2 separate regions of the Homo sapiens genome follow, and region 2 is linked to region 1. A link is an interaction called in ENCODE POLR2A ChIA-PET data of the cell type or tissue named here. Cell type or tissue: B cell. All regions are shown on one strand. Links, peaks and the distances in the headings refer to the core of each region. The heading gives the core; the rest is flanking DNA. Region 1 overlaps ITGAM (integrin subunit alpha M). Region 2 holds the start of TRIM72 (tripartite motif containing 72).

The links. Peaks named below come from ENCODE experiments on the same cell type or tissue, not always from the same donor. Only the 100,000 strongest peaks of a DNase experiment are listed, where the experiment ranks them.
Region 2: POLR2A ChIA-PET joins it to region 1 with 11 read pairs; 8 of 35 experiments call an interaction of 5 or more read pairs at or near these places.

What each region holds. Positions count from the first base shown.
Region 1 is chr16:31,278,826-31,293,628 of GRCh38, forward strand. The region is part of intron 12 of ITGAM (integrin subunit alpha M); the gene reads left to right. Among named protein-coding and RNA genes, the nearest start is that of ITGAM, 26 kb to the left of the region's middle. RefSeq lists an enhancer at 5,211-6,410. In B cell, for the core only: no CTCF peak of the experiment used is centred there; no DNase peak of the experiment used is centred there.
Region 2 is chr16:31,207,440-31,222,242 of GRCh38, forward strand. It overlaps TRIM72 (tripartite motif containing 72), which reads left to right and starts at 6,680. Exons shown (of 7, transcript NM_001008274.4): 1 at 6,680-6,858; 2 at 7,293-7,689; 3 at 11,656-11,751; 4 at 11,850-12,080; 5 at 13,457-13,479. The coding sequence starts at 7,300. It overlaps PYDC1 (pyrin domain containing 1), which reads right to left and starts at 9,696. Exons shown (of 2, transcript NM_152901.4): 1 at 9,304-9,696; 2 at 8,523-8,718. The coding sequence starts at 9,589. The coding sequence ends at 9,320. RefSeq lists enhancers at 6,171-7,086, 7,087-8,001, 8,917-9,831. In B cell, for the core only: no CTCF peak of the experiment used is centred there; DNase peaks (open chromatin) are centred at 7,512, 8,412 and 9,412; H3K4me3 peaks cover 2,943 bases; H3K27me3 peaks cover 5,830 bases.

The DNA.
Region 1 (14,803 bases), core at 2,487-10,486:
GTGTTGCACCCATTAGCTCGTCATTTACATTAGGTATATCTGCTAATGCTATCCCTTCCCTCTCCCTCCACCCTACGACGGGCCCTGGTGTGTGATGTTCCCTACCTGGTGTCCAAGTGTTCTCATTGTTCAATTCCCACCTATGAGTGAGAACATGCAGTGTTTGGTTTTCTGTGCTTGCAACAGTTTGCTCAGAATGATGGTTTCCAGCTTCATCCATGTCCCTACAAAGGACATGAACTCATCCTTTTTTATGGCTGCATAGTATTCCATGGTGTATATGTGCCACATTTTCTTAATCCAGTCTATCGTTGATGGACATTTGGGTTGGTTCCAAGTCTTTGCTATTGTGAATAGTGCCACAATAAACATATGTGTGCGTGTGCCTTTATAGCAGCATGATTTATAATTCTTTGGGTATATACCCAGTAATGGGATGGCTGGGTCAAATGGTATTTCTAGTTCTAGATCCTTGAGGAATCGCCACACTGTCTTCCACAATGGTTGAACTAGTTTACAGTCCCACCAACAGTGTAAAAGTGTTCCTATTTCTCCACATCCTCTCCAGCACGTGTTGTTTCCTGACTTTTTAATGATCACCATTCTAACTGGTGTGAGATAGTATCTCACTGTGATTTTGATTTGCATTTCTCTGATGGCCAGTGATGATGAGCATTTTTTCATGTGTCTGTTGGCTGCATAAATGTCTTCTTTTGAGAAGTGTCTGTTCATATCCCTTGCCCAGTTTTTGATGGGGTTGTTTGATTTTTTCTTGTAAATTTGTTTAAGTTCTTTGTAGATTCTGGATATTAGCCATTTGTCAGATGGGTAGATTGTAAAAATTTTCTCCCATTCTGTAGGTGGCCTGTTCACTCTGATGGTAGTTTCTTTTGCTGTGCAGAAGCTCTTTAGTTTAATTAGATCCCATTTGTCAATATTGGCTTTTGTTGCCATTGCTTTTGGTGTTTTAGTCATGAAGTCCCTGACCATGCCTATGTCCTGAGTGGTATTGCCTAGGTTTCCTTCTAGGGTTTTTATGGTTTTAGGTCTAACATTTAAGTCTTTAATCCATCTTGAATTAATTTTTGTATAAGGTGTAAGGAAGGGATCCAGTTTCAGCTTTCTACATATGGCTAGCCAGTTTTCCCAGCACCATTATTAAATAGGGAATCCTTTCCCCATTTCTTGTTTTTTCAGGTTTGTCAAAGATCAGATGGTTGTAGATGTGTGGTATTATTTCTGAGGGCCCTGTTCTGTTCCATTGGTCTATATTTCTGTTTTGGTACCAGTACCATGCTGTTTTGGTTACTGTAGTCTTGTAATATAGTTTGAAGTCAGGTAGCGTGATGCCTCCAGCTTTGTTCTTTTGGCTTAGGATTGACTTGGCAATGTGGGCTCTTTTTTGGTTCCACATGAACTTTAACGTAGCTTTTTCCAATTCTGTGAAGAAAGTCATTGGTAGCTTGATGGGGAAGGCATTGAATCTATGAATTATGTTGGGCAGTATGGCCATTTTCACGATATTGATTCTTCCTATCCATGAGCATGGAATGTTCTTCAATTTGTTTGTGTCCTCTTTTATTTCATTGAGCAGTGGTTTGTAGTTCTCCTTGAAGAGGTCCTTCACATCCCTTGTAAGTTGGATTCCTAGGTATTTTATTCTCTTTGAAGCAATTGTGAATGGGAGTTCACTCATGATTTAGCTCTCTGTTTGTCTGTTATTGGTGTATAGGAATGCTTGTGATTTTTGCACACTGATTTTATATCCTGAGACTTTGCTGAAGTTGCTTATCAGCTTAAGGACGTTTTGGGTTGAGACAATGGGGTTTTCTAAATATACAATCATGTCGTCTGCAAACAGGGACAATATGAATACCCTTTATTTCTTTCTCCTGCCTGATTGCCCTGGCCAGAACTTCCAACACTATGTTGAATAGGAGTGGTGAGAGAGGGCATCTCTGTCATGTGCCAGTTTTCAAAGGGAATGCTTCCAGTTTTTGCCCATTCAGTATGATATTGGCTGCGGGTTTGTCATAAATAGCTCTTCTTAGTTTGAGATACGTCCCATCAATACCTAGTTTATTTAGAGTTTTCAGCATGAAGGGCTGTTGAATTTTGTTAAAGGCCTTTTCTGCATCTATTGAGATAATCACGTGGTTTTTGTCTTTGGTTCTGTTTATATGATGGATTATGTTTATTGATTTGCATATGTTGATCCAGCCTTGCATCCCAGGGATGAAGCCCACTTGATCATGGTGGATAAGCTTTTTGATGTGCTGCTGGATTCAGTTTGTCAGTATTTTATTGAGGATTTCTGCGTTGATGTTCATCAGGGATATTGGTCTAAAATTCTCTTTTTTTTGTTGTGTCTCTTCCAGGCTTTGGTATCAGGACGATGCTGGCCTCAAAAAATGAGTTAGGGAGGATTCCCTGTTTTTCTATTGACTGGAATAGTTTCAGAAGGAATGGTACCATCTCCTCCTTGTACCTCTGGTAGAATTCAGCTGTGAATCCGTCTGGTCCTGGACTTTTTTTGGTTGGTAGGCTATTAATTATTGCCTCAATTTCAGAGCCTGCTATTGGTCTATTCAGAGATTCAACTTCTTCCTGGTTTAGTCTTGGGAGGGTGTATGTGTCCAGGAACTTATCCATTTCTTCTAGATTTTCTAGTTTATTTGTGTAGAGGTGTTTATAGTATTCTCTGATGGTAGTTTGTATTTCTGTGGGATTGGTGGTGATATCCCCTTTCTCATTTTGTATTGCGTCTATTTGATTCTTCTCTCTTTTCTTCTTTATTAGTCTTGCTAGCGGTCTATCAGTTTTGTTGATCTTTTCAGAAAACCAGCTCCTGGATTCATTGATTTTTTGAAGGGTTTTTTGTGTCTCTATTTCCTTCAGTTCTGCTCTGATCTTAGTTATTTCTTGCCATCTGCTAGCTTTTGAATGTGTTTGCTCTTGCTTCTCTAGTTCTTTTAATTGTGATTTTAAGGTGTCAATTTTAGATCTTTCCTGCTTTCTCTTGTGGGCATTTAGTGCTATAAATTTCCCTCTACACACTGCTTTAAATGTGTCTCAGGATTCTGGTATGTTGTGTCTTTGTTCTCATTGGTTTCAAAGAACATCTTTATTTCTGCCTTCATTTTGTTATGTATCCAGTAGTCATTCAGGAGCAGGTTGTTCAGTTTCCATGTAGTTGAGCGGTTTTGAGTGAGTTTCTTAATCCTGAGTTCTAGTTTGATTGCACTGTGGTCCGAGAGACAGTTTGTTATAATTTCTGTTCTTTTACATTTGCTGAGGAGTGCTTTACTTCCAACTATGTGGTCAATTTTGTAATAGGTGTGGTGTGGTGTTGAAAAGAATGTATATTCTGTTGATTTGGGGTGGAGAGTTTTGTAGATGTCTATTAGGTCCGCTTGGTGCAGAGCTGAGTTCAATTCCTGGATATCCTTGTTAACTTTCTGTCTCGTTGATCTGTCTAATGTTGACAGTGGGGTGTTAAAGTCTCCCATTATTATTGTGTGGGAGTCTAAGTCTCTGTGTAGGTCACTAAGCACTTGCTTTATGAATCTGGGTGCTCCTGTACTGGGTGCATATATACTTAGGATTGTTGGCTCTTCTTGTTGAATTTATCGGTTTACCATTATGTAATGGCCTTCTTTGTCTCTTTGATCTTTGTTGGTTTAAAGACTGTTTCATCAGAGACTAGGATTGCAACCCCTGGTTTTTTCTGTTTTCCATTTGCTTGGTAGATCTTCCTCCATCCCTTTATTTTGAGCCTATGTGTGTCTCTGCACGTGAGATGGGTTTCCTGAATACAGCACACTGATGGGTCTTGACTCTTTATCCAATTTGCCAGTCTGTGCCTTTTAATTGGAGCATTGAGCCCATTTACATTTAAGGTTAGTATTGTTATGTGTGAATTAGATCCTGTCATTATGATGTTAGCTGGTTATTTTGCTCGTTAGTTGATGCAGTTTCTTCCTAGCATCGGTGGTCTTTACAATTTGGTATGTTTTTGCAGTGGCTGGCACTGGTTTTTCCTTTCCATGTTTAGTGCTTCCTTCAGGAGCTCTTTTAGGGCAGGCCTGGTGGTGACAAAATCTCTCAGCATTTGCTTGTCTGTAAAGTATTTTATTTCTCCTTCACTTATGAAGCTTAGTTTGGCTGGATATGAAGTTCTGGGTTGAAAATTCTTTTCTCTAAGAATGTTGAATATTGGCCCCCACTCTCTTCTGGCTTGTAGGGTTTCTGCTGAGAGATCAGCTGCTAGTCTGATGGGCTTCCCTTTGTGGGTAACCTGACCTTTCTCTCTGGCTGCCCTTAACATTTTTTCCTCCATTTCAACTTTGGTGAATCTGACAATTATGTGTCTTGGAGTTGCTCTTCTTGAGGAGTATCTTTGTGGTGTTCTCTGTATTTCCTGAATTTGAATGTTGGCCTGCCTTGCTAGATTGGGGAAGTTCTCCTGGATAATACCCTGAAGAGTGTTTTCCAACTTGGTTCCATTCGCCCTGTCACTTTCAGGTACACCAATCAGACGTAGATTTGGTCTTTTCACATAGTCCCATATTTCTTGGAGGCTTTGTTCATTTCTTTTTACTCTTTTTTTCTCTGAACTTCTCTTCTTGCCTCATTTCATTCATTTGATCTTCAATCACTGATACCCTTTCTCCACTTGATTGAATTGGCTACTGAAGCTTGTGCATGCATCACGTAATTCTCATGCCATGGTTTTCAGCTCCATCAGGTCATTTAAGGTCTTCTCTATGCTGTTTATTCTAGTTAGCCATTCGTCTAATCTTTTTACAAGGTTTTTAGCTTCTTTGTGATGGGTTTGAACATCCTCCTTTAGCTCGGAGAAGTTTGTTATTACCGATCATCTGAAGCCTTCTCCTCTCAACTCGTTAAAGTCATTCTCCGTCCAGCTTCGTTCCATTGCTGGTGAGGAGCTGTGCTCCTTTGGAGGAGAAGAGGTGCTCTGATTTTTAAAATTTTCAGCTTTTCTGCTCTGGTTTCTCCCCATCTTTGTGGTTTTATCTACCTTTGGTCTTTGATGATGGTGACATACAGATGGGGTTTTGGTGTGGAAATCCTTTCTGTTTGTTAGTTTTCCTTCTAACAGTCAGGACCATCAGCTGCAGGTCTGTTGGAGTTTGCCGGAGTTCCACTCCAGACCCTGTTTTCCTGAGTTTCACCAGTGGAGGCTGCAGAACAGCAAATATTACAAAACGGCAAATGTTGCTGCCTGATTCTTCCTCTGGAAGCTTCGTTGCAGAGGGGCACCCAGCCGTATGAGGTGTAAGTCGGCTCCTACTGGGAGGTGCCCCCCAGTTAGGCTACTTGGGGGTCAGGGACCCACTTGAGGAGGCAGTCTGTCTGTTCTCAGATCCAAGCTGCATGCTGGGAGAACCATTACTCTCTTCAAAGCTGTCAGACAGGGACATTTAAGTCTGCAGAAGTTTCTGCTGCCTTTTGTTCAGCTATGCCTTGCCCCCAGAGGTGGAGTCTACAGAGGCAGGCAGGCTTCCTTGAGCTGCAGTGGGCTCCACCCAGTTCGAACTTCCTGGCCGCTTTGTTTACCTACTCAAGCCTCAGCAATGGTGGACGCCCCTCCCCCAGCCTCACTGCCACCTTGCAGCTTGATCTCAAACTGCTGTGCTAGCGTGAGCAAGGCTCCATGGGCGTGGGACCCTCTGAGCCAGACGCGGGATATAATCTCCTGGTGTGCCATTTGCTAAGACCATTGGAAAAGTGCAGTATTAGGGTGGGAGTGTCCCAATTTTCCACTTACTCTCTGTCACGGCTTCCCTTGGCTAGGAAAGGGAATTCCCCAACCCCTTGCACTTCCCAGGTGAGGCGATGACCCACCCTGCTTTGGCTCATACTCTGTGGGCTGCACCCACTCTCCTACAAGCCCCAGTGAGATGAACCCAGTACCTCAGTTGGAAATGCAGAAATCACTTGTCTTCTGCGTCACTCACGCTGGGAGCTGTAGACTGGAGCTGTTCCTATTCGGCCATCTTGGAACCTCCTCTGCCTATAGTTCTTTAAAAAAAAAAATTTCAGGCAGGGCATGTTGGCTCATGCCTGTAATACCAGTGTAGCAGGACAAGCTGCATACAAAACCCCTCAGACACCGAGTTAAAGAAGGAAGGGCTTTATTCAGTCAGGAGCTACAGCAAGACTCACGTCTCCAAAAACTGAGCTCCCCGAGTGAGCAATTCCTGTCCTTTTAAGGGCTTAAAACTCTAAACAGGTCCACGTGAGGGGGTCGTGATCGATTGAGCAAGCAGGAGGTACGTGACTGAGGGCTGCATGCACCAGTAAACAGAACGGAACAGAACAGGACAGAGATTTTCACAATGCTTTTCCATACCATGTCTGGAATCTATACATAACATAACTGGTTAGGTCATGAGTTGATCTTTAACCAGACCCAGGGTGCAGCACAGCCCGTGGATTTAATTTCTGCCTTTTAGTTTTTACTTCTTTCTTTGGAGGCAGAAATTGGGCATAAGACAACATGAGGGGTGGTCTCCTCCCTTACCAGCACTTTGGAAGGCTGAGGCAGGTGGATCACCTGAGGTCAGGAGTTTGAGACGAGCCTGGCCGATATGGTGAAACTCTGTCTCTACTAAAAATAAAAAATATTAAAAAAAGTTAGCCAAGCGTGGTGGCGTGTGCATCTGTAATCCCAGCTACTCGGGAGGCTGAGGCAGAAGAATCACTTGAACCTGGGAGGCAGAGGTTGCAGTGAGCTGGGATCTTGCCACTGCACTCCAGCCTGGATGACAGGGCGAGACTTCATCTCAATTAAAAAAAAAATTTCAAGTTTTAGATTTGGGGTACATGTATAGGCTTGTTACATGCATACATTGCATGTTGCTGAGGTTTGGGCTGCAGATCCCATCACCCAGGTAGTGAGCATAGTACCTGTGGTGGTTTTTCTTTTTTCTTTTTCTTTTCTTTTCTCTCTCTTTTTTTTTTTTTAGAGACAGGGTCTCACTATGTTGCCCAGGCTGGTTTTGAACACCTGAGCTCAAGCAACGTTGCCCAGGCTGGTTTTGAACTCCTGAGCTCAAGCAATCCTCCTGCCTTGGCCTCCCAAAATGCTGAGATTACAGGTGTGAACCACTGCGCCTGGCCCAATAGGTGGTTTTCCAACCCACACCTCCTGCTCCTCCATCTGGTAGTCTGCAGTATCTATCATTCCCATCTTTATGTCTATGTATACCCAGTGTTTAGCTCCCACTTATAAGTGAGAACATGCAGTATTTGATTTTCTGTTCCTGTGCCAATTCACTTAGGATTATAGCCTCCAGCTGCATCCATGTTGCCGCAAAGGATGTGATTCATTTTTTTTTTTATGGTGGCGTAGTATTTGATGGTGTATATGTACCACATTTTCTTTTCCAATCCACCACTGATAGACACCTAGGTTGATTCCATGTCTTTCTATTGTGAATAGTGCTGTGATGAACATACGAGCATGTATCTTTTTGATAGAACAGCTTATTTTCTTTTGGATATATGGCCAGTAATGAGATTGCTGGGCTGAATAGTAGCCCTGTTTTATATTCTTTGAGAAATCTTCAACCTGCTTTCCACAGTGGCTGGACTAATTTACATTCCCACCAGCCAACAATGTATAAGCGTTCCTTTTTCTTCATTGCCTTACCAGCATCTGTTATTGTCTTTTTAATAATAGCATTCTGACTGGTGTGAGATGGTATCTCATTGTGGTTTATGATTTGCATTTCTCTGGTGATTAGTGATAATGAACTTTCTTTTTCAAATGTTTTTTGGCTACTTGTATGTCTTCCTTTGAGAAGTGTCTGTTTATGTCCTTTACCCACTTTTTAATGGGGTTATTTGTTTCTTGCTTGTTGATTTGTTGAAGTTCCTTATAGATTCTGGATTTCAGACCTTTGTCAGATGTGGTTTGCAAATATTTTCTCCCATTCTGAAAGTTTTCTGTTTACTCTGTTGATAGTTTCTTTTGCTCTACAGAAACTCTTTAATTAGTTCCCACTTGTTGATTTTTGTTTTTGTTGCAGTTGCTTTTGAGGGCTTAGCCGAAAGTTCTTTGCCAAGGCTGCTGTTGAGAAAGTATTTCCTAGGTTTTCTTCAATGATTTTAATAGTTCGAGGGCTCACATTTAAATCTTTAATCCATGTGATTTAAGTCTTTAATCACATTTAAATCTTTAATACACCTTGAGTTGATTTTTGTATAAGGTGTAAGGAAGGGGTTCAGTTTCATTCTTCTGCATATGGATAGCCAGTTATCTCCACACTCTTTATTGAATAGGGAGTTCTTTCCCCATTGCTTGCTTCATAGTCTTTATTGAAGATCAGGTGGTTATAGGTGGGTGGCTTTATTTCTGGGCTCTCTGTTCTATTCCGTTGGTCTATGTGTCTGTCTTTGTACCAGTACCATACTGTTTTGGTTACTATAGCCTCATATTCGGATAGTGTGATGCCTCCAGCTTTGTTATTTTTGCTTAGGATTGCTTTTGCTATTTAGGCTCTTTTTTTGTTCCGTATTAATTTTAGAATAGTTTTTTCTATCTGTGAACAATGGCATTGGTAGTTTGATACAAATAGCATTGAATCTGCAAATTGCTTTGAGCAGTGTGGCCATTTTAACAATATTGATTCTTCCAATCCATGAGCATGGAATACTTTTCCGCTTATTTGTGTCGTCTCTGATTTCTTTCAACAGTGTATTTCTCTTTGTAGAGACCTTTTACCTCCTTGGTTAGCTGTGTTCCCAGGTACTTCATTTTTCGTTTCTGCCTGTAGTTCTGTGTGTTTTTAAAATTTTTGTCGGTGGTTCTCTTTGACTTGTAATTAATGCATTGTATGGGGATGAAACCAGTTTCTCCTGATACCTGAACAGCTTGTCATAATTCTTTGCCAATAGTCAAATTCTTCACGTGGTCTCTCTAAACACATACTGGCCATTGATGGTGTCAATGCCTGACATGTATAAGGGATGGGGTGGGGAAAAAAGTGTAGAGGAATTACGGGAAGTCAAGTGTGGATTGGATGCCACTTCTCTGTTTTCGGTGTGTGGTCAGGACCACATGAGGAAGGCTGGCTGGTCAACTCCCCCACCCCACACAAGTACACGCACATTACCATCAAGGGTGATAGATGCTTAAAGTGGGACAGTCTGGGAGTTATGAGAGCAAATGGGAGGGGCACCCACAGAAAGGCAGTATGGAAGCCTTCCTGGTGGAAGTGGCAGCTAAGCCAAGGCCTGAGGTGGAAGCACAAGAGAAGTGAAAAGGGGTGTGGGGAAGCAAGGGGCCAGAGGAGGGAGAGAGAATGGAATGGAGGGTCAGAATATGCGTATAGGGTGGTGGGAGGAGTGGTGGGAGAAAACAGGAAAGAAGGGTAGGTGTGGCTTATCCCAGACATGCAGGGCTTGTTCAATATCCCAAATACCAATATTGCAGAAATGGACAAGCTGATCCTGAAGTCCATATGGAAACAGAAGGGACCCATATATTAGACTTATACCTAAATGTTTCATGACCTTTGGCACTATTGTAAATTGTACTGGTTTTTAAATTTAAATTTCCAATTGTTGGAACAGAACAGAGCCCTCAGAAATAATTCCACATGTCTACAACCATCTGATCTTTGACAAACCTGACAAAAACAAGAAATGGGGAAAGGATTCCCTATTTAATAAATGGTGCTGGGAAAACTGGCTAGCCATATGTAGAAAGCTGAAACTGGATCGCTTCCTTACACCTTATACAAAAATTAATTCAAGATGGATTAAAAGCTTATATGTTAGACCTAAAACCATAAAAACCCTAGAAGGAAACCTAGGCATTACCATTCAGGACATAAGCATGGTCAAGGACTTCATGTCTAAAACACCAAAAGCAATGGCAACAAAAGCCAAAATTGACAAATGGGATCTAATTAAACTAAGGAGCTTCTGCACAGCAAAAGAAACTACCATCAGAGTGAACAGGCAACCTACAGAATGGGAGAAAATTTTTGCAATCTACTCATCTGACAAAGGGCTAATATCCAGAATCATCAAAGAACTCAAACAAATTTACAAGAAAAAAACAACCCCATCAACAAGTGGGTGAAGGATATTAACAGACATTTCTCAAAAGAAGACATTTATGCAGCCAACAGACACATGAAAAAATGCTCATCATCACTGGCCATCAGAGAAATGCAAATCAAAATCACAATGAGATACCATCTCACACCAGTTAGAATGGTGATCATTAAAAAGTCAGGAAACAACACGTGCTGGAGAGGATGTGGAGAAATAGGAACACTTTTACACTGTTGGTGGGACTGTAAACTAGTTCAACCATTGTGGAAGACAGTGTGGCGATTCCTCAAGGATCTAGAACTAGAAATACCATTTGACCCAGCCATCCCATTACTGGGTATATACCCAAATGACTATAAATCATGCTGCTATAAAGGCACATGCACACGAATGTTTATTGCGGCTCTATTCACAATAGCAAAGACTTGGAACCAACCCAAATGTCCATCAACGATAGACTGGATTAAGAAAATGTGGCACATATACACCATGGAATACTATGCAGCCATAAAAAAGGATGAGTTCATGTCTTTTGTAGGGACATGGATGAAGCTGGAAACCATCATTCTCAGCAAACTATCGCAAGAACAAAAAAACCAAACACTGCATGTTCTCACTCATAGGTGGGAATTGAACAATGAGAACACTTGGACACAGGAAGGGGAACATCACACACCAGGGCCTGTTGTGGGGTGGGGGAAGGGAGGAGGGAAAGCATTAGGAGATATACCTAATGTAAATGACAAGTTAATGGATGCAGCACACCAACATGACACATGTATACATATGTAACAAACCTGCACGTTGTGCACATGTACCCTAGAACTTAAAGTATAATAAAAAAATAAATTTCCGATTGTTTAGGGATATAGAAATACAACTGGCCGGGCCCAGTGGCTCACGCCTGTAATCCCAGCACTTTGGGAGGCCGAGGCAGGTGGATCACCTGAGGTCAGGAGTTTGAGATCAGCCTGACCAACATGGAGAAACCCTGTCGTTACTAAAAATACAAAATTAGCCAGGTGTGGTGGCACATGGCTGTAATCTCAGCTACTTGGGAGGCTGAGGCAGGAGAATCGCTTGAATCTGGGAGGCAGAGGTTATGGTGAGCCGAGATCATGCCATTGCACTCCAGCCTGGGCAACAAGTGTGAAACTCCATCCAAAAAAAAAAAAAAAAAAAAAGAAATACAACTGATTCTTACATATTGATCTTGTATCCAAAACAATCTTAGAAAAGGGGAACAAAGCTGGAGGGTTCACACTTTCCAATTCAAAACTTACAAAGCCATCAAGCCAGAAAGTAAATTAGTGGTTTCCAGGGGCTGGGGGTTGGACTGGGGATTGGAAATACTGCTAACAGGTAGAGAATTTCTTTCTGGGAAGATGGAAATGTTCTGGAGGTAGTGGTGATGATTACACAACATTGTGAAGGTACTAAAACCCAGTGAACCTTATACTTTAAAATGGTAAATTTTATGGTCTATACATTTAATCTAAATTATAAAAGCTACTTTGAAGAAAACAATGTGATTCACCATAACAGCAGATTAAAGAAGAAAAAACATGTAACCACCTGAACAGATATAGAACTCTAATTTGACAACATACAACATCGTTTCATGATTAAAAATACTCTCAGCCGACTAGGAACTAAAGGGAACTTCCTCAAGCTGAAAAAGAGCATTTACAAAAAATCTCTACCAGGCATTATACTTAAAAGTGAAAGAGAATGCTTTTCACCTAAAATTGGAAACAAGACAAGAATATCTACTTTTATAATTCCTATCCAACATTGTACTGAAAGACCTAGCCAATGCAATAAAGCAGGAAAAAGAAGAAAAAAAAATATAAAGAGGAAAGGAAGAAATAAAACCCTCTCTATTTGCAGATGATACAATTGCATGGAAAATTCCAAAGAACCTATAAAAAAGCTATGATAATAGGTTTTTTCAGTAAGTTCTCAGGATATAGGAGCAATGTATAAAAATTAGTTTTATTTCTATAATATAATTGAACAATTGGAAATTTAAATTAAAAAGTACCATTTACAATAGCATAAAATACCATGAAATATTTAGGTATAAATCAAACGAATCATGTACGGTAACTTTATGCTGAAAACTACAAAACACTAATGAGAGAAATAAAAGACCTAAATAAATGGAGAGAGACGCTGTGGTCATGGATTCGAATATTATAGTTCCAATATTGTTAAGATGTCAATTCTCCCTGGGTTGATCTACAGATTCAATGCAGTAAAAATCCTGGATAATATTCCATTGTGCACATGTACCACATTTTCTTTATCCATTCATCTGTTGATGGACACTTAAGTTGATTCTATATCTCGACTATTGTGAATAGTGCTGCGATAAACACGGGAGTGCAGTTATCTCTTCAGTATACTGATTTCCTTTCCTTTGGCAATATACCCAGCACTGGGATTGCTGGATCATGTGGTAGTTCCATTTTTAGTTTTCTTGAGGAGCCTCCATATTGTTCTCTATAGTGGCTTTACTAATTTACATTCCTACTAACAGTGCATGAGGGTTCCTCTTTCTCTGCATCTTTGCCAGCATCCATCATTGTTTGTCTTTTCGATAAAAGCCCTTTTAACTGGAATGAGATGATATCTCATTGTGGTTTTCATTTGCATTTTTCTGGTACACAAAGGAATATTATTCAGCCATAAGATGAATGAATCTTGTGATTTGCAATAACAGGATTGGAACTGGAGGACATTATGTTAAGTAAAACAACCCGGGCACAGAAAAACAAATATTGCATGTTCTCATTCATGTGTAGGAGCTAAAAAAAAATGGATCTCATGGAGGTAGAGAGTAGCATGATGGGTTACTAGAGACTGGGAAGGGTAGTAAGGAGGATGGGGTAAAGAGGGGATGGTTAATGGGTACAAAAATACAGTTAGGAAAAATAAGACCTAGTGTTTGGTAGCACAGTAGGGTGACTATAGTTAACAATAATTTATTGTGTATTTCAAAATAACTACAGGAATGGAATTGGAATGTTCCCAGCAAAAGAAATGATAAATCCTTGAGGCAACGGATATCCCAGTTACCCTGATTTGATCATCACACATTGTATGCTTGTATAAAAATATCACATGTTCCCTATAAATATGTGCAATTATTACATATTCATAAAAAGGTAAAAATCCTAGAAGTATATTTTGCAGAATTTAGCCAATTCTAAAATTTATATAAAAAATAAAAAAGTAGAGTATCCAAAAGAATTTTGAAAAGAATCTTGATACATACCATTAAGTAGCTGTCACTTTTTATTTATTTATTTAATTTAAAAAAATTAGATTGATATTTTATAATTTTTCAACTTTTACTTTAGGTTTGAGGGTACACATGAAAGTTTGTTATATAAGTAAACTCATGTCATGGGAGTTTGTTGTACAGAGTATTTTGTCACCCAGGTATTAAGCCTAGTATCCAATGGTTATTTTTTCTGCTCCTGCCTCCTCCCAACCTCCACCCTCAAGTAGACCCCAGTGTCTGTTGTTTCCTTCTTTGTGTTCATAAGTTCTTTATAGTTTAGCTCCCACTAATAAGTGAGAACATGCAGTATTTGTTTTTCTGTTCTTGTGTTAGTTTGCTAAGGATAACGGCCTTCAGCTCCATCCATGTTCCCACAAAAGACATGATCTTGCTATTTTTATGGCTGCATAGTATTCCACGGTGTATATGTACCACATTTTAAAAAATCCTATTTGTTATTGGTGGGCATTTAGGTTGATTCCATGTTTTGCTATTGTGACTAGTACTGCAATAAATATTCATGTGCATGTGTCTTTATGGTAGGATGATATATATTACTCTGGGTATATCCCCAGTAATGGGGTTGCTGGGTTGAATGGTAGTTCTGCTTTTAGCTCTTTGAGGAGTTGCCATACTGCTTTCCCCAAGTGGTTAAACTAATTTACCACTCCCACCAACAGTATAAGTGTTCCCTTTTCTTCACAACCTCACCAGCATCTATTTTTTAACTTTTACTAATAGCCATTCTAACTGGTGTGAGATGGTATCTCATTGTGGTTTTGATTTACATTTCTCTAATGATAATGATTTTGAGCTTTTTTTGTATGCTTGTTGGCTGCATGCATGTCTTCTTTCGAAAAGTGTCTGTTCATTTCCTTTTCCCACCTTTTAATGGCGTTGTTTTTCTCTTGTAAATTTGTTTAAGTACCCTGTAGATGTTGGATATTACACCTTTGTTGGATGCATAGTTTGTGAATATTTTCTCTCATTCTTTAGGTTGTCTGTTCACTCTGTTGATAGTTTCTTTTGCTCTTGCATTTAATTAGATGCCATTTGTCAATTTTTGCTTTTGTTGAGATTGCTTTTTGTGTCTTTGTCAGGAAATCTTTGCTTATTCCTGTGTCTAGAATGGTATTGCCTAGGTTGTCTTCCAGGGTTCTTATAGTTTTGGGTTTTACATTTAAGTCTTTAGTCTATCTTGAGTTGATTTTTGTATATGGTGTAAGGAAGGGGTCCAGTTTCAATCTTCTGCATATGGCTAGCCAGTTATCCTAGCACCATTTGTTGAATAGGAATTCTTTTCCCCATTGCTTATTTTTGTCTTAGATCAGATGGTCATAGGTGTATGGCCTTATTTCTGGGCTCTCTATTCTGTTCCATTGGTCTATGTGCCTGTTTTTGTACCAGTATCATGCTGTTTTG
Region 2 (14,803 bases), core at 5,301-13,300, 69 kb before region 1:
GAGAGGAGGTGAGCATGTGAGTCCCCGTGGGGTGAAGCTCTCCTTACTTCTGAGCATCACCACCCAGGTCCTTCCTTTGGGGCCCAGCTTGCCCCTGGCATCTGACCCCAGTTACGTCCTACTGATACACACATTCAGATGGAGACGGGGAAGCTCCTGGCTGTGATTGTCACCTGCCGTCACCTCAGAGCAAGTGTTAGCACTTCGGTGAGATGTCACAGGGAGGCAAGGGACAAGGGACTGGGGAAATGCAGCCGTTTCTCTCGGAGAACTGGAAGCCTCCCTCCTGCAGCAGTTTCAGGTCGGAGCTCAGTGAGAACAAGTGACATCTTTTGGCAGGTGCATGTGCTCTGTGAGCAGACTGTAAATTCTTTTGTTGCTTTTGTTTTGGAGACAGGGTCAGGCTCTGTCGCCCAGCCTGGGGTGTAATGGCACCCTCCCGGCTCACTGTAGCCTCAACTTCCCAAGCCCAAGTGATCCTCCCATTTCTGCCTCCCAAGCACCTGGGACCATAGGCATGTGCCACCACGCCTGGCTAATTTTTGTATTTTTTTGTAGAGACGGGGTTTCACCACGTTGCCCAGGCTGATCTCGAACTCTTGGGCTCAAGCAATCTGCCCGCGTCGGCCTCCCAAAGTGCCAGGATTATAGGCGTGAACCACCGTGCCCGGTCTGACCCTCCCCTCTTTCTGGATGCGAGCTCCAAGAGCTGAGTTTTGACCCCTGACAGGAAAGAGCCTCCAGTTCTCAGCCCAGGCTCACCCTTGCCCCCCTGGACAGGAGCCAGAGTGGTTGGTGGAATTAGGATGCCTGCTTCCTGGGTGTGACCCCTACCCCCACAACAAAGTAACACCTTGATTGCTGGAGCCAGATTGCTTCTCCTGGGGCAAGAAGGACCACAGACTGCCAGGACGTTGGGCAAGTCATTTAGCCCTTGTGCCCCATGGCCTCCCTGTAGGAAAGTGAAAGCGTTGTTATGAGGCTGCAATGAGTTCAGAATTGTGAAGAGCTGGTGCAGTGGCTCACACCTGCAATCCCAGCACTTTGGGAGGCTGAGGCGGGCAGATCACCTGAGGTCAGGAGTTCAAGACCTGTCTGGCCAATATGGTGAAACCCTGTCTCTACTAAAAACACAAAAATTAGCTGGGCATGGTGATGGGTGCCTGTAACCCCAGCTACTCGGGAGGCTTATGCAGGAGAATTGCTTGCCTCCGGGAGGTGGTTCAAGCGCTGTACTCCAGCCTGTGAGACAAGAGTGAGACTCTGTTTCAAAACAAAATAAAAGAGCTCGGCATGGTGGCTCACACCTGTAATCCTAGCACTTTGGGAGGCCGAGGTGGGTGGATTGCCTGAGCTTGGGATTTTGAGATCAACCTGTGCAATATGGCGAAACCCCATCTCTACTAAAACACAAAAATTAGCTGGGCGTGTTGGTGTGTGCCTGTAATCCTAGCACTTTGGGAGGCTGAGGTGGAATAATCGCTTGAACTTGGGAGGCAGAGATTTCAGTGAGCTGAGATGGCCCCACTGCACTCTAGCCTGGGTGACAGAGTGACTCCATCTCAAAAAAAAAAAAAAAAAAAACAAACAAAAAACAAAACAACTTACTTGTTGCATCTTTACAGAAATACATAGTCTTGATACTAATCCTTACATGATTCTCATTTTATAGGTGAGAAAATCAGGTTAAGCGACTTGCCCAAGGTCACACAACAAGGAAATTCTAGTCAGGACTGGAACCTGGAAGTGACAGTCACTGCTTCCTAAGCCCTTGGGTGCCAGCACACTGTCCCTGTTTATGTGGCATATTTTTTTTTCTTTCTTTTTTTTTTTTTTTTTTTGAGACTGAGTTTTGTTCTTATTGCCCAGGCTGGAGTTCAATGGCTCGATCTCAGCTCACTGCAACCTCTGCCTCCTGAGTTCAAGCAATTCTCCTGCCTCAGCCCCCCAAGTAGCTGGCGTTACAGGCACCAGCCACCATGCCCAGCTAATTTTATAATTTTAGTAGAGATGGGGTTTCACCATGTTGGTCAGGCTGGTCTTGAACTCCTGACCTCAAGTGATCCCCCCACCTCGGCCTCCCAAAGAGCTGGGATTACAGGTGTGAGCCACTGCACCCGGCCTATGTGGCATATTTTTCAGTTTAATCCTCATGACAACTCTATGGGATGGTTTTTTTTTTCTTTTCTTTCTGAGACAGGGTTCAAGCAATTCTCCTGGCTCAGCCTTTGGAGTAGCTGGGACTATGGGACTACAGGCGTGAGCCACTATACTGTTTTGTTTGTTTGTTTGTTTTTGGTAGAGACGGGGGTCTCGCTGTGTTGTCCAGGTTGGTCTTGAACTTCTGGACTCAAGTGATCCTCCCACCTTGGCCTCCCAAAGTGCTGGGATTACAGGTGTGAGCCACCACACCCAGCCAGGATGGTGTTATTTATCCACATATTGTATTTGAACGTGCTGAGGCCCAGAGAGGCAGGTGATTTTCCCAGGGGTGCCCAGCATGAGCTCATGAAGTCAGCATTCAGGACTTGCTTCTGTAGCAGCCCTGACTAGGGCTTTCTGGCCTCTCTCTGCATGTACCCAATAATTAGGAGCTCTTACCTTCCAAGGCACTCATTGCTTGAGCTGTTGGGAAACTTTCCCTTAGGACAAGCTGAAATCTATCCCTAGCTCTTTAGGTCTGAGGGACCTCATAGGGCCAGCTATACCGGTTTACCACTCCCTCCTTCCCTGCACATGGCTTATTGCCTCTTCTTGTTCTCAGTCTGCTTAAGACAATCAATGTTCCTTCCGTGGATCAGAGGCCAGTCCTGGCCCATCTGCAGGGAAGGATTGAATTGACTATCACCCACCTGTCTTAGACACCCACTCCTATAGATGACAGCAGGACCTTCAGTCCCAACTTGGCAATATTGGAAACTCTGGATGAGATTTAAGTTCTGGAAGTTGAGTTTTTGAGCATGAGCAACTTGTGGTTTCAGAGACCAGCTCCAGATATACCCTCTTTCAAACCTCTTCCTATTGCTAACACAAGGCTGCGTCTGAGCCATCAAGAATGGAAGAGAAGAAATCAGGGGCTTTTAGCCAGGCATGGTGGTGAACACCTGCGGTCCCCGTTACTCAGGAGGCTGAGGTGGGAGGATCACTTTAGCCTGGGAGGTCGAGGCTGTAGTGAGCTATGATTATAACATTGCACTCCAGCCTGGGCGACACAGTGAGACCTCAGAGACTTAAGGACAAAGAAGGTGGGGACACAAAACTCCCCTGGATTTCTCAGTGTGCCGGTAAAGAGCGCCAGCTTTGGCCGGGCGCAGTGGCTCATGCCTGTAATCCCAGCACTTTGGGAGGCCGAGGCAGGCGGATCACGAGGTCAGGAGATCGAGACCATCCTGGCCAACATGGTGAAACCCTGTCTCTACTAAAAATACAAAAAATTAGCCAGGCGTGGTGGCAGGCGCCTGTAGTCCCAGCTACTCGGGAGGCTGAGGCAGGAGAATGGCGTGAACCCAGGAGGGCGGAGCTTGCAGTGAGCCGAGATCTCATCACTGCATTCCAGCCTGGGCGACAAAGCGACACTCCGTCTCAAAAAAACAAAAAAACAAAAAAACAAAAAAAAAAAAAGGAAAAGAAAAAAAAAAGAGCACCAGCTTCCTGAGACTTTTCACATCTTAATTTCAGAATTTTATCTGCAGTCATTTATACAGGTAATTGCTCTTATCCAAAAGAATAATAGAACTTTTTTTCCTCCTAAAAGAACCAAATGTTTACAGCCTGAACGAGGGCCTAGGTTAAACAAGGTGTCAGGCAGCCTGAAGTAGCTACCTTCTTAAGCAGGCCAGCAGAAGTTCATGCTGTCACCACATAACATGCAAGAAGGAATGAGCGGTCGGGTGTGGTGGCTCATGCCTGGAATCCCAGCACTTTGGGAGGCCGAGGCGGGTGGATCACCTGAGGTCAGGAGTTCGAGACCAGCCTGGACAACATGGTGAAACCCCGTCTCTACTAAAAATACAAAAATTAGCTGGGCGTGGTGGCACGTGCCTATAATCCCAGCTACTCGGGAGGCTGAGGCAGGAGAATCGCTTGAACCTGGGAAGTGGAGGTTGCAGTAAGCCGAGATTGTACCACTGCACTCCAGCCTGGGCGACAGAGCAAGACTCCATTTCAAAAAAAAAAAAAAAAAGAAAAAGAAAAAATTAAGAACCTAAGAGACAGGCAAAGGGAGAGTCCAAAGGGGAGATTAAGAGAGTGAAACAGAAACAAAAATTCATTCTGAGAGAGACAGCAGTTGAGAGAGGAAAGAGTAAAACCAGGAAAAGGTTTGAGGGAAGCTAAGAGAAAGATGGAGAGGCCAAATGAGAGGGACTGAGTTTGCGTGTTTATTCATTCACCTAGTATCTGTAGAGCGCCTAATGTGTGTCACACACTTTAGTCTAAGCTGGAGACAAGCAGTAAACACAATTTCTATTCCGTAGGAAGAGACAGACAAGAAACCAGCAAACAAGTAGAATACATTGCATGTCAGATGCTGATAAATGTTATGGAGAAAAGGAAAGCCAGGCAGTGAGATGTTGGGGAGTTAGGAGATTTAAAATCAGGGAATTGGGAGAGGTCTTGCTGGAAAGGTAATATTGAGCAAAGTCTGAGGGAGGAAAAAGAGGATGCCATGCAGTACCTGGGTTGGAGAGTGTTCCAGGCAGAGGGGACCGTAAGTGCAAAGTCCCTGATGCCGAGTGATCAATGGGGAAAGGGGTGATAAAAGAGTCAGAGTGATTAATGGGGTCATAGCAGATAGGGCTTTGTAAGCCACAGTTAGCACTTTGGTTTTTATTCTAGATGAAATTTCTTTCTTTTCTTTTTTTTAATATTTATTGTTTTTTTTGAGACGGAGTTTTGCTCTTGTTGCCCATGCTGGAGTGCAATGGCATGATCTTGGCTCACTGCAACCTCTGCTTCCCAGGTTCAAGCAATCCTCCCATCTCAGCCTCCCGAGCAGCTGGGACTACAGGTGTTCTTCACCATGCCCAGCTATTTTTTTTGAGTTGGAGTTTCGCTCTTGTCACCCAGGCTGGAGTCCAGTGGTGCGATCTCGGTTCACTGCAACCTCTGCCTCCCGGGTTCAAGCGATTCTCCTGCCTCAGCCTCCCAAGTAGCTGGGATTACAGGTACCTGCCACCACACCCGGCTGAGTTTTGTATGTTTCATAGAGACGAAGTTTAACCATGTTGGCCAGGCTGGTCTCAAACTCCTGACCTCAAGTGATCCACCCGCCTGGGCCCCCCAAAGTGCTGGGATTACAGGTGTGAGCCATTGTGCCTGGCCCTTGCCAACTTTTTAATGGGGTTGTTTTCTGCTTGTTGAAATGTTTAGTTTCTTTATATATTCTGGATAGTAGATCTTTGTTGGATGCATAGTTTGTGAATATTTTCTTCCATTCTTTTTTTTTGAGACGGAGTCTCACTCTGTACCCCAGGCTGGAGTGCAGTGGCGCGATCTCGGCTCACTGCAAGCTCCGTCTCCCGGGTTCACACCATTCTCCTGCCTCAGCCTCCTGAGTAGCTGGGATTACAGGTGCCCGCCACTGCGCCCGGCTAATTTTTTGTATTTTTAGTAGAGACGGGGTTTCACTGTGGTCTCGATCTCCTGACCTCATGATCCACCCGCCTTGGCCTCCCAAGAGTGCTGGGATTACAGGCGTGAGCCACCGCGCCTGGCCTTTCTTCCATTCTTCAGTTGTCTGTCTGTTGATAGTTGCTTTTGCTTTTGCTGTGCAGAAGCTCTTTAGTTTAATGAGGTCCCACTTAACAATTTTTGTTTTTGTTGCTTTTGAGGACTTAGTCAAGAATTCTTTACCAAGGCTGATATCCAGAATAGTATTTCTCCTGCGGTTTCTTCTATGATTTTTATGGTTTGAAGTCTTACATTTAAATCTTTAACCCATCTTGAGTTAATTTTTTTTATATGGTGAAAGGTAGGGGTCCAGTTTCATTCTCTTGCATAAGGCTAGCCAGTTATCCCAGCGCCACTTAAATGAAATTTCAGCTGAGATTTGAAAGATACACATACAGGAACCAGGGCAGAATTGAGTTCTGGGCTGCAGGCTCTGGATTCAGTTCATTCATTTGTTCAATGTCTCTCTATCATTCATTCTCCAAGCATTTAGAGAGGCCTACTTTGTCCCAGGCTTGTCCTGGGTGTACTAGAGAGACCAAAGTGGAAAAGACCCTCCCCTCAGCTCTGGAGGAAGAAAACATTTCAGGGTGGGGTGAGGTCCTGCCCTCCTGCAGGTGGGGTAATCCTGCCAGGGTGACCTTGGTCAGCCATAAACTTGGGGAATGAGTGGGTGACAGGCTGGGGAGGGGCTGCCAGCAAGGAGGAAGGAGCTGGAGAGTGTGGAGGTGGGAGTGGGGGGAGAAAGGGCAGACCCCCTTCAATTTTCTGTCTTTTCTGTGGTGTGAAAGGCCCTGGCTCCCCGCTGGCTCTGAGCTCTGACTCCAGGCAGGCCGGGGAGAGAACAGTGGATGGGCCAAGACAGGTGGCCCTGTCATGTGATGTGTGCCCAGGGACTACTCAGCCCTCACTTTTAGAACGGTTTCCGGAAGTGATGGGAGGGATTGGGCAGGGCAGCTAAATATAGTCCTGGGGCCATGGCTCAGTCTGGGAGGGTCTTCCGCTGAGCACTGTGTGCCCATCACGCGTGGTGTCCACTGCCAGCTGCCCCTGTGAGTCCCTGTCCTTGCTTGGAGCCTGCTGCTTGTCTCAGATCCTTGGACCCAGCCCTGACCCCAGTCCAGCTAAGCTCAACCCTGACCGGTCCTCCTTCGAGACTCTTTCAGCCTAAGATCTCCAACCAGACCTGTGAGTCCCGTGGGCTGGAGAGAGGGGGAGGGGAGGTCTGGGTATCTTGGTAAAGTGAGGGAGGGGAGTCTCGGAGTGGGGGCTCTGGAGAATTTGGGTCCGGGACTAAGGTCAGAGGCTGAGGCCTGGGGCTAAGGCGAGGGCAAGGACAGTGGGCTAGAATCTGGGCTTGTGTTCAGGAACTGGGGTTGACTGATAGGGCATATTTTTGGGGTTGGAGCTGAGAATTGCAGTGGAGGCTGCTTTTGGGCCTGAGACCGAGTTCCTCTTTCCCCTTGGCCGTCAGAGTCCCATCCAGTGTAGGATGTGAGGTCTTTACAGGCTGGGGCTTCTCCCTGCGGGGCGGCGGGCCCGGCCTGGGCTAGGGCTGGGCCAGGGCTGGGCCGGGAGCGCGGCGCCGCGGGGTCCCCCTAACCTACTCCTCCTCCACCCAGGCCCGCCATGTCGGCTGCGCCCGGCCTCCTGCACCAGGAGCTGTCCTGCCCGCTGTGCCTGCAGCTGTTCGACGCGCCCGTGACAGCCGAGTGCGGCCACAGTTTCTGCCGCGCCTGCCTAGGCCGCGTGGCCGGGGAGCCGGCGGCGGATGGCACCGTTCTCTGCCCCTGCTGCCAGGCCCCCACGCGGCCGCAGGCACTCAGCACCAACCTGCAGCTGGCGCGCCTGGTGGAGGGGCTGGCCCAGGTGCCGCAGGGCCACTGCGAGGAGCACCTGGACCCGCTGAGCATCTACTGCGAGCAGGACCGCGCGCTGGTGTGCGGAGTGTGCGCCTCACTCGGCTCGCACCGCGGTCATCGCCTCCTGCCTGCCGCCGAGGCCCACGCACGCCTCAAGGTGCGGGATCCGCGCGCATCGTGGTCGGAGGGGCTGTTCGGTGGCACGGGGCCGATGGGGAGGTCGCTGCAGTGATTTGGATTCTGAGTCTCTAGAGAGGCTCACGAGCTCCTGGAGTTGCGGGGGGCGGGGGCGGGGCGAAGCAGCCAGGAAAGAGGGTCTGAGGAGCTTAAGGCGGGGCTGGCAGAGGAAAGCCGCGCAGGGATGGAGCCTGGCGATAAGGGCGCTGAGCAAACGTAGGTTTCCCGGCCTTAGTCCCTAGAGGAAACTGGAGATGGGCGGGCGGAGCCCCAGGGCGGGTCTGATGGGCCGGGCGGAGCCAGGCGGAGCAGGGACTGACCAGCCCCTGCGGCCCACGCTCGCATTCCTGCACCCGGTGGGCCGTTCGGGCTGGCTCCCTGCTCGGCGCTGGCCCACTTTGGACTGGAGGCGCGGCGTTCGGGACCGAGCCAGGCGGCCGGGGCAGGGTTGTCCCCTTGTGCTCAGCGGAGGCCCACGCACCCCTGAAGCTGCGGAACTTGGGCTGGCCTGACGGTCCCCAGGCGGGGCCTCACCAGAAGGGAGACTGTAAGGGCTAGGCAGCCGGGATCTGCACTTATGTGTGCGGGCCCAGGGTGGCACCGAGAGCCCCGTCCAGGATGTTTTTCTGGGTGGAGCTGGAAGTCCCGAAAGCCTTGGGAGCCCACACGCAGTTGTGCGCGTCCCGAAGTACCCAGCAGAGACACCCAGACAGAGGCAAATAGAGACGAACGCACACTGGCTGGTGCGTGTCATCCGTGTGGCAAAAGCACACACGTATAGCTACCGGCGGGCACGTGTGCGCGCAGCCCCAGTAAAGTCTGCCATGAATATTTATTGGGCAGTGGAAGAATAAATGACAGGTGCAGGGGCTGGAGGAGGCGGGGTCTGGAGGCACGGAGGCGTCCTTGGTCCCCGAGGTGGAGACACTGCTGTTGTCTTACGCGACTGGTGCGCGCGTGGGGCTGGCTTCACAGGCGTTGCATTACTCCTTTTGCCTTGACCCGCCTCCTAGAAGGGGTAGACCACCGTCCTTTCGTTGGTATTCGAGGCCCCCAGACTTCCCAGGGACCCAGCCTCTCAGTCCTGCCTGGCCCAGTTCAGCCCAGTCCTAGCTGGTGGTCTCCTAGCTCAGGGCAGGAGCCTCCTCCCGGGACCCCTCCCATCCCAGCACACCTGTGCTTAAGACCCCAACCTCAGGGCAACCCGCTCGGATCCCCTTCCATGCTGTGGAAGCTTTGTTCTTTTGCTCTTTGCAATAAATCTTGCTGCCGCTAAAAAAAAAACAAAAAACAAACAAACAAAAAAAACCCAACCTCGCCCAACCTTGCCCGTCTTTATCTGCGAAGAAAGCACAGAACCCATGAAACGGAACAGGGCCCAGGCAGCCCAGGAGCCTGGAAGGGGGCAGTGGGGCGAGATGCAGCCCACCAGGGTTCGCGGCAGCCCAGCCCTTCGCCCCCGGGAGGGGCTGGCCGGAGGTCTGAGGGAGGACCCCAGGAGGGACCCTGAAGGAGGGGAACAGGAAGGCTCTGGGCGGGACCTGACGCGTGGGTCCTTGGCGAGGAAGCGGGGTTGGGTCCCGAGATCACGTACCAGCTCAGAGTGGCCCTCACGCAGCCCGCTGCAGCCGTGCGGCCTCCTCCAACATGCGCATGTCGCGCAGCACGGCCACGACGAGCTCGGCTGCGTAGTCCTCGTAGTAGGAGGCGACCAGCTTGTCGGTGAGGTCCACGATATCTAGCTGCCCGAGCGCGCCCCGCGGGATGCGCTCAAAGCCCTCGCGCAGCGGCACCGTCCCCAGCTTCATCTTGAACTTCTTGAGCTCCTCCGGTGTCAGGTTCTCCAGCACCTTCAGGATGGCCTCGCGCTTCGTTCCCATGGCTCAGCCCTGCGCCTCTGAGCCTCCGAGGGCCTGGAGCCATCAGGTCCTACCTTTCCTGCAGCAGGTGGAGCTGCCGCCCCCGGGGATGTCCCGGGAAGGAGACTGATCTGGCAGCTCCTATTCAACCCTGTGGCTCCTGCTGGGAGGGGACTCTGCAAACACCGCCTAGAGGGTCCCCCAGTTTCCCCTGGGAGAGTGGGGGCGCCAAATTGTTGAGGTGGGGATTGCTGTTCCCAATCTGCAGAGGAGGAAACAGGTTGCAAGTCATTGAGGCAGGAATGGAACTGATTCCATGGTCAGGCACCTCCCAGCAAAGAAGTGGCTTTGTAGCCTGGCATGGTTGCTCATGCTTGTAGTGCCAGCTACTCGGGAGGCTGAAGCAAAAGGATTGCTTGAGCCTAGGAGTTCGAGTTGTGATTCTGCCACTGCACTCCAGCCTAGGCAATCCTGTCTCCAAAAAAAAAAAAAAAAAAAAAAAAAATGGCTTTGGCAGGAGTATTGGGAGCTCTCCTATATTTGCATATTTGCATTTGAGGTCTTGGGTAAGATCTAGACCACAGAATGGTTGGTCTGTGCAGGGGACATTTTTTTTTTTTTTTTTGAAATGCAGTCTTGCTCTGTCGCCCAGGCTAGAGTGCAGTGGCACATTCTTGGCTCACTGCAACCTCCGCCTCCCTGGTTCAAGTGATTCTCCTGCCTCAGCCTCCCGAGTAGCTGGGATTACAGGCACTTGCCACAGCGCCCAGGTAATTTTTGTATTTTTAGTAGAAATGGGGTTTCACTATCTTGGTCTGGCTGGCCTTGAACTCCTGACCTCGTGATCCACCCGCCCTGGCCTCCCAAAGTGCTGGGATTACAGGTGTGAGCCACCACGCCCGGCCAGCAGGGGACATTTTAATTAAATTTCCTGCCCCCTACTCCAAGCCCATGTGTGTACAGGCAGGCTGACTTGGTGGTCAGGCTGACAGGCTGACTGAGGCTGATGTTCTGCTTTTAAGTAAGAGAGGAAGCCCAGGAGTAGGGGTAGGTTGCCTTTCTTCTTTCATATATCCTTCATGTACCCCCTGAGGTCTGTTGTGTGCCAAGCTCTGTGCCTGCCTGTCTGGTGGGAGAGACCAAACCACACTGATGTTTGTCATCCTCGCAAAGACCTGTGCTATGGGGCTGACTGCTGAGCAGAGGGGATCAGGGAAGGCAAGGCCAGGGAGGGGTCAACAAAACAGACAAGGGGCTGGGGGTGTGGCGGTTCATGCCTGTAATCCCAGCATGCTGGGAGGCTGAGGTGGGAGGATTGCTTGAGGCCAGGAGTTGGAGACCAGTCTGGGCAATATAGTGAGATTGTCTCTACAAAAATATTTTAAAAAATCATGGCCAGGAGTGGTGGCTCATGTCTAATCCCAGCACTTCGGGAGGCTGACGTGGGTGGATCACCTGAGGTCAGAAGTTTGAGACCAGCCTGGCCAACATGGTGAAACCCTGTCTCTACTAAAAATACCAAAATTAGCCAGGCGTGGTGGTGCACCAAAATTAGTCCCAGCTACTTGGGAGGCTGAGGCAGGAGAATCGCTTGAACCCAGGAGGTGGAGGTTGCAGTGAGCTGAGATTGTGCCACTGCACTGCATCCTGGGTGACAGAGCGAGACTCCAACTCAAAAAAAAAAAAATCAGAAAATTTGCTGGGCACGGTGGTGTGTGCCTATAGTTCCAGCTACTTGGGAGACTGAAGTGAGAGGGTCAATTAAGCCTGGGAAGTTGAAGCTGTAGTTAACTGTGATCATGCCACTGCTCCAGCCAGGGCAACAGTGTGAGACCCTGTCTCAAAACAAAACACCAAAATAAATAAATAAAAAACCGCACCAAAATAGACAAGGGGCAGGGGAAGCATTCGGACCTCAGGAGTAGCACTGGCTGGGGCTGGGAGGCATGTAAGTGGGTTTGGGGATGGGAAGATGGCTGGAGGAGGAGCTGGCATTGAGGTTGAGCCACAGAGGGCAGGTTTAGGATGGGAGGTGTGGGTTTTGGGTGGGTGGCATCCCCATCACTTCTCCATGCCTCGACCCCCAGACACAGCTGCCACAGCAGAAACTGCAGCTGCAGGAGGCATGCATGCGCAAGGAGAAGAGTGTGGCTGTGCTGGAGCATCAGCTGGTGGAGGTGGAGGTGAGGACTTCACAGGGCCATGTCTGAGGGCTGGGGGCCAGGCTAGGGGTCTCCAGCCAAGAGTCTTTATCCCTTCAATCACTGCCCCATCCCTGCAGGAGACAGTGCGTCAGTTCCGGGGGGCCGTGGGGGAGCAGCTGGGCAAGATGCGGGTGTTCCTGGCTGCACTGGAGGGCTCCTTGGACCGCGAGGCAGAGCGTGTACGGGGTGAGGCAGGGGTCGCCTTGCGCCGGGAGCTGGGGAGCCTGAACTCTTACCTGGAGCAGCTGCGGCAGATGGAGAAGGTCCTGGAGGAGGTGGCGGACAAGCCGCAGACTGAGTTCCTCATGGTGAGCACTGGGTGACCCCCCTCCCTGCCTCAGCCCCCTGCTCAGGGCCCAGAGACCTCATCCCATTGTCAGATAGGCCCAGAGAGGGGCAGGGATAAGCCAGCAGCACACAGCCGGGAGGGGCAGGCCTCAGGACTGCTATATGGTTGTTTAGGTTGAGCACTGCATAAGGACATTGTATTAAGTGAGCACTATTCATATCATAGACATTGTAGGTTTATATATTTATTAGGACACTCTTATTTTTATTTTTTATTTTTTGAGATGGAGTCTTACTCTGTCACCCAGGCTGGAGTGCAGTGGCAGGATCTTGGCTCACTGCAAGCTCCGCCTCCTGGGTTCATGCTATTCTCCTGCCTCAGCCTCCCGAGTAGCTGGGACTACAGGCACCCGCCACCACGCCTGGCTAATTTTTTCTATTTTTCAGTAGAGACAGGGTTTCACCGTGTTAGCCAGGATGGTCTTGATCTCCTGACCTTGTGATCCACCTGCCTTAGCCTCCCAAAGTGCTGGGATTACAGGCGTGAGCCACCGCGCCTGGTCTTTTTTTTAAAGGCAGGGTCTCACTCTGTCACCCAGGCTGGAGTGCAGTGGCATGATCATAGCTCACTGCAGCCTTGTAGGCTCAAGCAATCCTCCAATCTCAGCCTCCCATAGCTGGGACTACAGGCGCTTACCTGGCTAGTTTTTGTATTTTTAGTAGAGATGGGGGTCTCATTATGTTGCCCAGACTGGTCTCAAATGCCTGGGCTCAAACAATCTGCCTGCCTTGGCCTCCCAAAGTGCTGGGATTACAGGCATGAGTCACCGCACCCGGCCTATTAGGACAGTTTTCTAACAGGTGGAATCAGAGTTTCTTGGAGGCAAAGATACCTTTTTGTAATCCACATAAAAGTGAAGGGGTAGGGGTGGCCTTGAGTTCTAGGTCTCTTTTGCGTTTTTTTTTTTTTTTTTTTTTTTTTTTTTTGAGACAGGGCTTTGCTCTGTTGCCCAGGCTGGAGTGCAGTGGCATGACTTCGGCTCACTGAAACCTCCTTCTCCCGGGTTCAAGTGATTTTCGTGGCTCAGCCTCCCAAGTAGCTGGGATTACAGGTGCCTGCCACCATGCCCAGCTATTTTTTTTGTATTTTTAGTAGAGATGGGGTTTCACCATGTTGGCCAGGCTGGTCTCGAACTCCTGGCCTCAAGCAATCCACACACCTTGGCCTCCCAAAGTGTTGAGATTACAGGCATGAGCCACCTCGTCTGGCCTCTTTTAGCTTTTCTGATTCTTTCTGACGTTGCACTCAGCATTCCTAGTTGTCTACCCCATCCTCAAAAGTTTCCAGTGTCCCCACCATCGGCTTCACCACCATTCTCTTTTTCTCTCTCTCCAGAAATACTGCCTGGTGACCAGCAGGTGAGAGCAACCTGGCCCTGTCCCTTTGCCCGACTTGTCCCAGTCTTCTAGGGACACCAGCCGGCTCACTCTCCACTCACTATTGTGCCTGCACACCCGCAATTCAGTCTGCTGCCCCACCCCTGCCTGAACACAAGGTTGTAGACAGAAATGATCTGGAAGGATCCTTTCACTCAGGGACCTCCTAGATTGGTGCCGTGAGACACATGTGGGTGGGGACACAGGCGTCACTGTGTGCTCAGTGTGGCCGTTGAGGGAAAGAGGTGGCCAGGGATGGAGTGAATGTTTGAGTTGGGGCCTGGAGGGATGAACAGGAGCTGGCTAGGCAAAGCGTTGGGAGAAGAAGGGCATTGTGAGGAGAAAGGCATTGCGGGGAGAAGGGCATTGCTGAGAGAAGAAGGGTATTGCTGGGAGAAGAACATTGCTGGGAAAAGAAGGGCATTGCTGGGAGAAGGGCATTATGGGGAGAAGGGCATTGCGGGGAGAAGGGCACTGCTGGGAGAAGGGCATTGCTGGGAGAAGGGCATTTCTGGGAGAAGAAGGACATTGCTGGGAGAAGAAGGGCATTGCTGGGAGAAGGGCATTATGGGGAGAAGGGCATTGCAGGGAGAAGGGCATTGTGGGGAGAAGGGCATTGTGGGGAGAAGGGCACTGCGGGGAGAAGGGCATTGCTGGGGAGAAGGGCATTGGGAGAAGGGCATTGCTGGGAGAAGGGCATTGCTGGGAGAAGAAGGGCATTGCTAGGAGAAGGGCATTGCTGGGAGAAGAAGGGCATTGTGGGGAGAAGGGCATTGCGGGGAGAAAGGCATTGCTGGGAGAAGAAGCGCACTGTGGGGAGAAGGGCATTGCTGGGAGAAGGGCATTGCTGGGAGAAGGGCATTGCGGGGAGAAGGGTATTGCTGGGAGAAGAAGGGCATTGCAGAGAGAAGGGCATTGTGGGGAGAAGGGCATTGCAGGGAAAAGGGCGTTGCTGGGAGAAGGGTGTTGCTGGCAGAAGGGTGTTGCTGGGAGAAGGGCATTGCTGGGAGAAGGGTGTTGCTGGGAGAATGGCATTGCTGGGAGAGGGGACAGCCAGCGAGAGGGCTGGCGAGTGGGAGGGAAGAGGAAGCTGCGGTAGTAGGTGTGTGCACACTGGCGAAGCTGAGAGGCTTGGACCTTATCCCAACAGAAGGATTAAAAGAAAATGTAGTTGGGCCGGGTGCAGTGGCTCACGCCTGTCATCCAAGCACTTTGGGAGGCTGAGGCGGGCAGATCACCTGAGGTCAGCAGTTCGAGACTAGCCTGGCCAACATGGCAAAACCTCACCTCTACTAAAAACACAAAA